2 separate regions of the Homo sapiens genome follow, and region 1 is linked to region 2. Evidence: read pairs that join two places in POLR2A ChIA-PET (ENCODE). Cell type or tissue: GM12878. All regions are shown on one strand.

What was found. ChIA-PET counts read pairs that join two places held together with the same protein. Peaks named below come from ENCODE experiments on the same cell type or tissue, not always from the same donor. Only the 100,000 strongest peaks of a DNase experiment are listed, where the experiment ranks them.
Region 1: POLR2A ChIA-PET joins it to region 2 with 6 read pairs; 10 of 35 experiments call an interaction of 5 or more read pairs at or near these places.

What each region holds. Positions count from the first base shown.
Region 1 is chr16:50,074,171-50,079,170 of GRCh38, reverse strand. It overlaps HEATR3 (HEAT repeat containing 3), which reads right to left. Exons shown (of 15, transcript NM_182922.4): 6 at 3,460-3,600; 7 at 153-430. Among named protein-coding and RNA genes, the nearest start is that of HEATR3-AS1, 10 kb to the right of the region's middle. In GM12878, no CTCF peak of the experiment used is centred here; no DNase peak of the experiment used is centred here.
Region 2 is chr16:50,194,333-50,199,332 of GRCh38, reverse strand. All of the region lies in intron 1 of TENT4B (terminal nucleotidyltransferase 4B), which reads right to left. Among named protein-coding and RNA genes, the nearest start is that of TENT4B, 44 kb to the right of the region's middle. In GM12878, no CTCF peak of the experiment used is centred here; a DNase peak (open chromatin) is centred at 4,702; H3K4me3 peaks cover 595 bases; H3K27ac peaks cover 2,490 bases.

The sequences.
Region 1 (5,000 bases), 120 kb after region 2:
AAAGAGAATCAACAGGAAAATATGACTCATTTTTACCAAAACGCACTTTATAGCTAATTTTGCTATAACATTTTTCTGCAAAGCCAAGGATAACTGCTGGAAAAAAAAAACAGCTGTATTAATCCATATTTGAGAACAGCAACCTGACTTACCGGAAGTAAATCTGAAACGAAAGTTTTCCTTCTGACTCTTCTTTTATGAGAAATTCCTTCCATTTCATCATCTTCAATCAAATCATCCCCATTAGTGTTCTCTAATATTTCCTCAGCCTCTGCAGCAGTTTTTAACCTTTGCGTTTCAGCCTCTTTCATTTGAATAACCATTTCACCAGCATCCATTCCCAAAACTTCAGATAAGATCTTTAGTAAGGCATTTATGATTTCTGCTTGACTCTTGCATGGAATAATGTCCTTTAGATTCCAAATTGTGCCTGGGAAAAAAACAAGCATAAGGATAAGAAATGCCTGTGAAATATTTTACTAAGTTTAAGTTTTCACAAGACTGGAGCTTTTAAGGCCAGTGTAATTTCAAAAAATCTCAGCCCTACTGCCTTTGTTCATTATTTATTAAATATCAATGAGTTCTGCACTGAGGCAGTGCCCTTAGTTATAACCCTGCACAATCATCTCCCTTCCTTGGCACACAATGCCTTTCTCTGATACACTGCATTATCAGCAGACCCAGAGAACACTGATCAAGTTTCTTTTAAAATGACAAAGTGAGTGGCATCACTTTCTTTCATTGTAACCTAAGCTGCTCTCCTCAGCAGCTTCTTATATTCCAAGAGTGAAATGGAATGCACTAAAATTCCAAGGTTGGTCTGACATATAAACATGAGAGTAGGTTCTTAATTTTTTGATTATCAAAAAAGAACAGGAGCTATCATTAAGTAGTCAGAGTAATTTTTTTTTAAGTTACTACAAAAATAAAAACACCTCCTGACTATAAACCCAAAAGAACTGAAAGCAGGGACTTGAACAGATTACATTCATTTTTGCCAGGTGCAGTGTCTCACCCTGTAATCCCAACACTTTGGGAGGCCAAGGTGGGAGGATCACTCGAGGTCAGGAGTTCGAGACAAGCCTGGGCAACATGGTGAAACCTCATCTCTACTAAAAATACAAAAATCAGCCAGGCGTGGTGGTGGGCGCTTGTAATCCCAGCTACTTGGGAGGCTGAGGCATGAGAATCACTTGAACCCAGGAGGCAGAGGTTGCAGTGAGCCGAGATCTTGCCACTGCACTCCAGCCTGGGTGACAGAGCAAGACTCTGTTTCAAAAAAAAAAAAAAAAATTACATCCATTTTCACAGCAGCCGTATTCACAATATCCAAGTTGTAGAAGTAACCCAAGTGTCCATCAACAGATGAAGAGATCAACAAAATGTGGTATAATACCTACAAGGCAATATTATTCAGCATTAAAAAGGAAGGAATTTCTGACACATGCTACAACATGGATGAACCTTGAGGCCACTATGCAAAAAGAAATAAGCCAGTCACAGAAAGACAAATTCTGTATGATTCCACTTCTATGAGGTGTTTAGAGGAGTCAAGGAATGGTGGCTGACAGCAGCTGGGGGAAGGGGAAATGGGAAAAATTGTGTTTAAAGGGTACAGTTTCAGTTTTGCAAGATGAAAAAGAGTTCCGGATTTTTACTGCACAACAATCTGAATGTACTTTACACCACTAAAGTATACATTTAAAAACAATTAAAGGCTGGGTGCTGTGGCTCACGCCTGTAATTCCAGCACTTTGGGAGGCCAAGGTGGGCAGATTACAAGAGCTCAGGAGTTTGACACCAGCCTAGGGAACATGGTGAGATGCCATCTCTACAAAAAAAAATACAAAAAATTAACTGTGGCTGGGGACTGTGGCTCACGCCTGTAATCCCAGCACAGGGAGGTCGAGATGGGCCAATCACTTTAGGTCAGGAGTTCGAGACCAGCCTGGTCAACATGGTGAAACCTCGTCTCTACTAAAAAAATAAAAAAATTAGGCCAGGCGCGGTGGCTCACGCCTGTGATCCCAGCACTTTGGGAGGCCAAGGCGGGCGGATCACAAGGTCAGGAGATCAAGACCATCCTGGCTAACACAGTGAAACCCCGTCTTTACTAAAAAAAAAAAATACAAAAAATTAGCTGGGCGTGGTGGCAGGCACCTGTAGTCCCAGCTACTCGGGAGGCTGAGGCAGGAGAATGGCGTGAACCTGGGAAGCGGAGCTTGCAGTGAGTGGAGATCGCGCCACGCACTCCAGCCTGGGCGGCAGAGCGAGACTCAGTCTCCAAAAAAAAAAAAAAAAAAAATAGCCAGGTGTGGTGGTGGGTGCCTGTAATGCCAACTATTCAGGAGACTGAGGCAGGAGGATCGCTTGAACTCAGGAGGCAGAGATTGCAGTAAGCTGAGCTCGCACCACTGCGTTCCAGCCTGGGTGACAGAGCAAGAGTCCGTCTCAAAAAAAAAAAAATTAACTGGTCCTGGTGGCATGCACCTGTAGTCCCAGCTACTTGGGAGGCTGAGATGGGAAGATCACTTGAGCCCAGGAGGTGGAGGCTGCAGTGAGCCAAGATTGCACCACAGCACTCCTGCCTGGGCAACAGAGGAGGACTCTGTCTCAAAAAAACCCAAAACGATTAAGACGGTAAATTTCATGTGTATTTTTCCACTATTAAAATAAAAAAACAGGCCAGGCGCAGTGGCTCATACCTGTAATCCCAGCACTTTAGGAGGTCAAGGTGGGCAAATCACCTGAGGTCCCGAGCTCAAGACCAGCCTGGCCAACATGGTAAAACCCCGTCTCTACCAAAAATACAGAAATTAGCTGAGCGTGGTGGCGCACGCTTGTAATTCCAGCTACTTGGGAGGCTGAGGCATGAGAATCACTTGAACCTGGGAGGTGAGGCTGCAGAGCCAGCCACCGCACTCCAGCCTGGGTGAAAGAGCCAGACTCCATCTCAAAACAATAAAAAATAAAAAAAGTAAAAAAGTAAAAAAAAAATCTCTCAACATAAATTATCTCTGCAAGACAAAGGGCAAGAAGAAAATAGATACATAAACTAAATAAAGTACATACTAAACAGACCTTCAGATAATTTCTTACTTCTGTATTCAGACATTCTGCAGAGAAAAGAGTTGGTGGTTAAAAAAAAAAAAACTTATGGAAAACTAAGTGGTCAATTTCTGAAATCACTGGTTCATAAATAAGTGGGGATCCTGACAACAGCATCTCTTTATCAGGTTAACAGTAGTTTGTTAAATTCGAAACAAATCTATTCTACAAGGATTTACAACTATAGACAACTGCTTGAAGTAAGGGTCTCTTCTCAGATATTAAAATTTTCAGAACAGATAAAAGCACAGAAGACCTAATGTGTTGAAATGAATGACTAAATTTTGCCCCCACCACATCCATACCAAAAGCTACTGAAACAATATACTATGCCGTAAGGCTAAATTTTACCTGCTACCAATGTCTTCAATAGAAGAGATTCCATGGAACTGACAGGAGAAAGCAGTGCTGATTCCAGCATGTTCAATGCTGTAGCACTGAAAGACTTCAGCAGCTCTGGGTTATCCTCAGTCACTGTCTGCAAACAATATGCTACGAGGCAAAAAATAAGTATTTAGAAACAAATGAATTCTGCTTTGGATAATTTACACCAGTATAACTCATCAATAAAACATTGTATCATTACCACTTCATTAGACACATGTAGGTTTTGCAAAATATATATGCTTTATCTCAGGGTGATATGCGCAAATGAGGCTTCCCAAACTATCAGTGCTGGAAAAGATCATGTTTCTTTTCTTTTTAAATTTCTAATCCTGTACAGATCTATACTTTTTTTTTTTTTTTTTGAGACAGTCTTGCTCTGTCACCCAGGCTGGAATGCAGTGGCGCATCTCAGCTCACTACAACCTCTGCCTCCCAGGTTCAAACGATTCCTGTGCCTCAGTCTCTCAGGTAACTGGAATTAAAGGTATGCGCCATGATGCCTGGCTAATTTCTATATTTTTAGTAGAGACAGGGTTTCACCATGAAAGCCAGGCTGGTCTGGAACTCCTGGTCTCAAGTGATCTGTCCGTTTCGGCCCTTCAAAGTGCTGGGATTACAGGCATGAGCCACCATGCCCAGCCAGATCTACACTTTTTACAAAATACAATTAAAAAGACTCTTTTATTTTTTTTTTGAGATGGAGTCTCGCTCTGTCGCCCAGGCTAGAGTGCAGTGGCACAATCTTGGCTCACTGCAAGCTCCGCCTCCTGGGTTCACACCATTCTCCTGCCTCAGGCTCCCGAGTAGCTGGGACTACAGGCACCCGCCACCATGCTTGGCTAATTTGTTGTATTTTTAGTAGAGATGGGGCTTCACCTTGTCAGCCAGGATGGTCTCGATCTCCTGACCTTGTGATCCGCCCGCCTCAGCCTCCCAAAGTGCTGGGATTACAGGTGTGAGCTACCACGCCCAGCCTAAAAAGACTCTTAAATGCGGCAATGTCGTTACTATAAATGTTTATAAAAGTTTATCCTCAGGCCGGGTGCGGTGGCTCATGCCCGTAATCCCAGCACTTTGGGAGGCTGAGGCAGGAGGATCACTTGAGGTCAGGAGTTGCAGACCAGCCTGGCCAGCATGGCAAAACCCCATCTCTACTGAAAACACAAAAATTAGCTAGGCATGGTGATGCACGCCTGTAATCCCAGCTACTTGGGAGGCTGAGGCAAGAGGATAGCTTGAACCCGGGAGGCGGAGGTTGTAGTAAGTCGAGATTGCGCCACTGCACTCCAGCCTGGGTGACAGAGCTGAGACTCCATCTCAAAAAAAAAAAAAAAATTTTACCCTCAATTTATGTACTTATCAAGGACCAGTAGCAAACAGCCTTAGGTTTTGGGACGTCTGGCTTCCTTTAAATTTATCATGACCTTCAAAGTTAGGGTTATTTCTGGCAGAGCAATAGCTCTTTAAGAAAAAAAGTAGTTTATATAAAAGTATGAGCAAATTAA
Region 2 (5,000 bases):
GTGATTCTGGTGAGGCTGCACTGCAAAGCCAGCTGGCAGTTCAGGGCAGGAACAGCCATGCGTGGCCCCCAGTTAGTGTAGCATCCCCATGGTCATGGGCCAGGGATGGGCACATGGCCCCAGCACCCCACGTGGTATCTTCCTTAGGACTTTACACACTGACTCTAAGGAAGGTCACTTCCCTCTTTGATCTCAAGCTATAAAAATAGAAGCCTGGAAGTATCAAAAAACCACACCTCCTTTCCTCTGGCTGCACAAAGGAAGCCATTAGCAACAGGAGAGAATGGAGCCAACCCCAAAAAGAATCAAAGTCAGGGGAGAGATAGGCACTTGAGCTTTCTCTGGAGTCACTAAAGCAAATACCACCTTTGCGTAAGCAATTATGAGTTTATTTACCTTGCACCTGAAAGACTCCTGATTCACACACAAAGACTTTGATTATATATACTCTCATGGATAGCTGGATCAGGTCTTAAGTGTTCTTTCAGATCTATGGCTATTTCTGTCTATTCGAGGGCTCAGATTACCCTTTAAAATTCATGTAAAATCTATAAGTAGTTGACAGTACAAAACCAATCGTCTTCCAAACTCATCTTTAGTTTTCAAAATGTTCTTGGCTATTCTTGCCTGCTTATTCTTCCAGATGCTCTTTAGAATCATTTTAACAAATGACTCTCCCACCCTCCCCACAAAAAAATCAGTGGGATTTTAATTTAAATTATATTAATTAATACATTAGTGAGTTGATCTGATATCTTCAAGTTTTTTTTTAAAATGCAACCCACTGTAAAGATTTTTATATTTTCTTCACTTTTCTGGCTTTGCTCTAAATTATCTTAGGGATTTGATGCTCTAGTAAGTGAAATTATTTTTTCTTTTACTTTCCTTTCCTTTTCTTCTTTTTTTTTTTTTTTTAGACAGAGTCTCACTTTGTCACCCAGGCTGGAGTGCAGTGGCGTGATCTCAGCTCACTATAACCTGTGCTTCTCAGGTTCAAATGATCCTCCAACCTCAGCCTCCAAAGTAGCTGGGACTATAGGAGCTCACCACCACACGTGGCTAATTTTTTTGTATTTTTTGTAGAGACGGGGTTTTGCCATGTTGCCTAGGATGGTCTTGAACTCCTGAGCTCAAGAGATCCACCCACGTTGGCCTCCCAAAGTGCTAGGATTACAGTCATGGGCCACTGTGCCCGGCTTTTTTTTTTTTTTTTAATTATATTTTCTGTCACATATTACAGATACTGACTTTTGTGTGTTTATTTTGTAGCCAAGCAGGCAGTTTTCTTGCCCTACTACATTGGCTAGAATTACTAAAATAAGATCAAATAACATGGTGAGGGCAGGCATCCTGTCTTGTTACGGATTTAATGTGTTAAATCAAGTTTAGCCTAAAACTGTCTCCTTACATATTTTAAGTTTGACCTACAGGTTTTTCTGTCCATAATGAACTATAACCAAAATGGAGATGTAAACAGACTATAACCTGCTCTTGTGCCAATCACCGAGTTTTGGCCAATCAAAGGTGGCCAACTGTACAAACCTCAACTTGTGTTCAAATAAGGCAAATTCAGAGCTGTAACCAATCCGGCTGTTTCTGTACCTCACTTCCGTTTTCGGTACATCACTTTCCTCTTTCCATTCATAAATCTTTTTCCACGACATGGCTGTGCTGGAGTCTCTGAACCTACTCTGGCTCGGGAGGCTGCCCAATTTGCAAATCATTCTTTGCTCAATTAAACCATTAAATGGCATGGTGGCTCACGCCTGTAATCCCAGCACTTTCAGAGGCCCAGGCAGGCAGATTGCTTGAGCCCAGGAGTTCAAGACCAGACTGGGCAACATGGCAAAACCCCATGTCTACAAAAAATACAAAAATCACCCAGGCGTGGTGGTGCACACCTGTAGTCCCAGCTACGCAGGAGGCTGAGGCAGGAAAATCACTTGAACCCAGAAGGCGGAGGTTGCAGTGAGCTGTGCTTGCACCACTGCACTCCAGCCTGGGTGACAAAGCAAGACTCTGTCTCCAAAAAAAACTTAAATTTAATTTGGCTAAGGTTTTTCTTTTAACAAATGGGAAGTGTCTCTAGTGTTTCACATAATGTGTACTGGTTTGAAAGTACCACTCTTTATCAGCTCTTTAACAGGTTAAGGAAACACCTTTATATTCCAAGTTTACCAAAGGTTGTTGTACTCTGTTTTTTTTTTGTTTTTTGTTTTTTTTTTAGAGATGGGGTCTTGCTATCATCCCCAGGCTGGAAGGCAGTGGCACAATCACATCTCACTGCAGCATCAAGCTCCTGGGCTCAAGTGACTCTCCTGACTTAGCCTCCCAAGTAGCTGAGACTACAGGCATGTGCCCACATCCTGCTTAAAGTTGTACTATTTTTTTTTTTTTGAGACAGGGTTTCGTTCTGTTACCCACACTGGAATGCAGTGGCACAACCATAGCTCACTGCAGCCTTTACTTCCTGGGCTCAAGCAATCCCCCTGCCTCAGCCCCACTGTAGCTGGGACTACAGCTGCATGCCATCACACCCAGCTAATTTTTGTCTATTTTTTTTTTTTTTGTAGAGACAGGATTTCACCATGTTGCCCAGGCTGGTCTCAAACTCCTGGCTCAAGCGATCTGCCCGCCTTGGCCTCCCAAAGTGCTGGGATTACAGGCATGAGGCACTACCCCTGGCCAGTTGTACTCTTTTTAACAGACATATTTAAGATTTCACTCCATACTTTCAACAAGCATCTATTGTATTTTTTGCAGAATAAAGCAACATTGGTAGCTTCTTCCTTTCATGATGAAGGAGATGATGATGATGATGATGATGATGATGATGATGATGATAATGATAAACTAAAAGCTACTCTAAGTATATGGCTTCCCGGTAAACAAATTTCACAAACAAGGCACTCATACTGTGGTAACAACAAAAATGTTTTAAGTCAAACAAAAGCCCACTACTATAATAAATCTTTTTTTTCACACTCCTAATTAGGTAACTCTCTTAACCAAATAAATAGCAAACAAAACAAAATAAAAACAATACATCTAATACTGCCATTGGGCTGCCAACCAGCAGATCACAGGATGACATTTTCTGGATATGCACAAAACTGAAAACATTTCAGATATTTTCTATAATTCTTTGAGTATAAAAATTTTCTGGACTATGTACTGTTTCATCTTATCAAATCCCTCAGACCAAATTTATTTAGATACATATGTTGCATTTACCACCTAATTTCTCTTAAACTTTGCTGTCTACAGAAGTTATTAGCAGGCACATCTGTGTACAATATACTGTAAAGTTCTACATTGACTATTTCTTCCGCTCCAAAGCAGGGCCTGGGATGATTACCATTCCAAGAGTATTTCTACTATATCTATTGTAGACAACACAGAACTTTATCAAAATAATGCTTACTCATTAGCCCTGTAAAGGCCTCCCACTGAAGTTATCTTTATTCCTGAATACAGTATAAGATCTTTAAGACCTATGGACAAAATAAGAGATCTACTATATAGCTCACAAAATTGTAAAATTTATATGTATATTTTTTATACCTTTATACATTTACATGTCTTTTGGAAGATACTGTGAACACTGATAATTTTAAAGAGGCCTCATTTAGTTTCATTAATGAAAATGATATGCATAAGTACTGCACACTTTCCTCTTTACATGCTAAAACTTGAATAATGACAAAAATATGCTGTACACTAAGCCAGACATAATTTAAAGCCTCCTTTTGTTTTCATGACTCAGGACCATCATTAAACACACCCATAATTGTCCAGTATCATTCCAAGTAGCTTGGGGTCTAAATCTGGACTCTGCTATGGGCTCACTCTTCCTGCTTAATTCTGACTTCCTCCCCTTTCCTCTTTCAGTTTTCATTCCGCTTAACACAGTCATTAATAGAAAGTAAACTCACTGAGAGCCAAAGGATTTCTCCAAAAGAATCAAGTTCGTACTTTCAATGCTAGGCTTTCAAAGCTATATGATGAGATAAGAGTGCCTTCCACATTTCCTTAGCTGTGCTTTGGAGGGGGTATCACCAGGACAAAGCATCTAACTTCTGTATGGTACCTCATATTTTTCAAAGAAGCTCTTACCTATTCTCTGTTTCAGTCATCCACAATAATCCTGTGAATCAAACTAGGCAGAATTTAACTTCTAATTAAAAAAATGTTTATGGGAAATAATCGATTTCCCTAAGATCACATAGAAAATCAATTAAACAAGCCTGGGCAGTCTACAAAAAAAAATTTAAAAATTAGCCAGGCCGGGTGCAGTGGCTCATGCCTGTAATCCCAGCACTTTGGGAGGCCGAGGCAGGCGGATCACAAGGTCAGGAGATCGAGACCATCCTGGCTAACACGGTGAAACCCCGTCTCTACTAAAAAATACAAAAAATTAGCCGGGCATGGTGGCGGGCGCCTGTAGTCCCAGCTACTTGGGAGGCTGAGGCAGGAGAATGATGTGAACCTGGGAGGCAGAGCTTGCAGTGAGCCGAGATCGCGCCACTGCACTCCAGCCTGGGTGACAGAGCGAGACTCCGTCTCAAAAAAAAAAAAAAAAAAAAAATTAGCCAAGCACGGTGGCTAGCGCCTGTAGTTCCAGCTACTGTGGGGGAAAGGAGCGGGTGGGGGTGGAGGGGTGCTGAAGTGCAAGTATCGCTTGAGCCCAGGAAATTGATGCTCCAGTGAGCCATGACTGCACCACTGCGCTTCAGCCTGGGCAACAGAGCAAGACCCTGTCTCAAAGCAAATTCAATGAACCTGAAAAAAAGAAAAAGAAAGAAAGAAAGAAATAATGGCCAGGCATGGTGGCTCATGCATATAATCACAGCGCTTTGGGAGGCAGAGGCGGGTGGATCGCCTGAGGTCAGAAGTTCAAGACCAGCCTGGCCAACGTGATGAAACCCCGTCTCTACAAAAATACAAAAACTAGCCAGGCAAGATGGCAGGTGCCTGTAATCTCAGCAACTCAGGAGGCT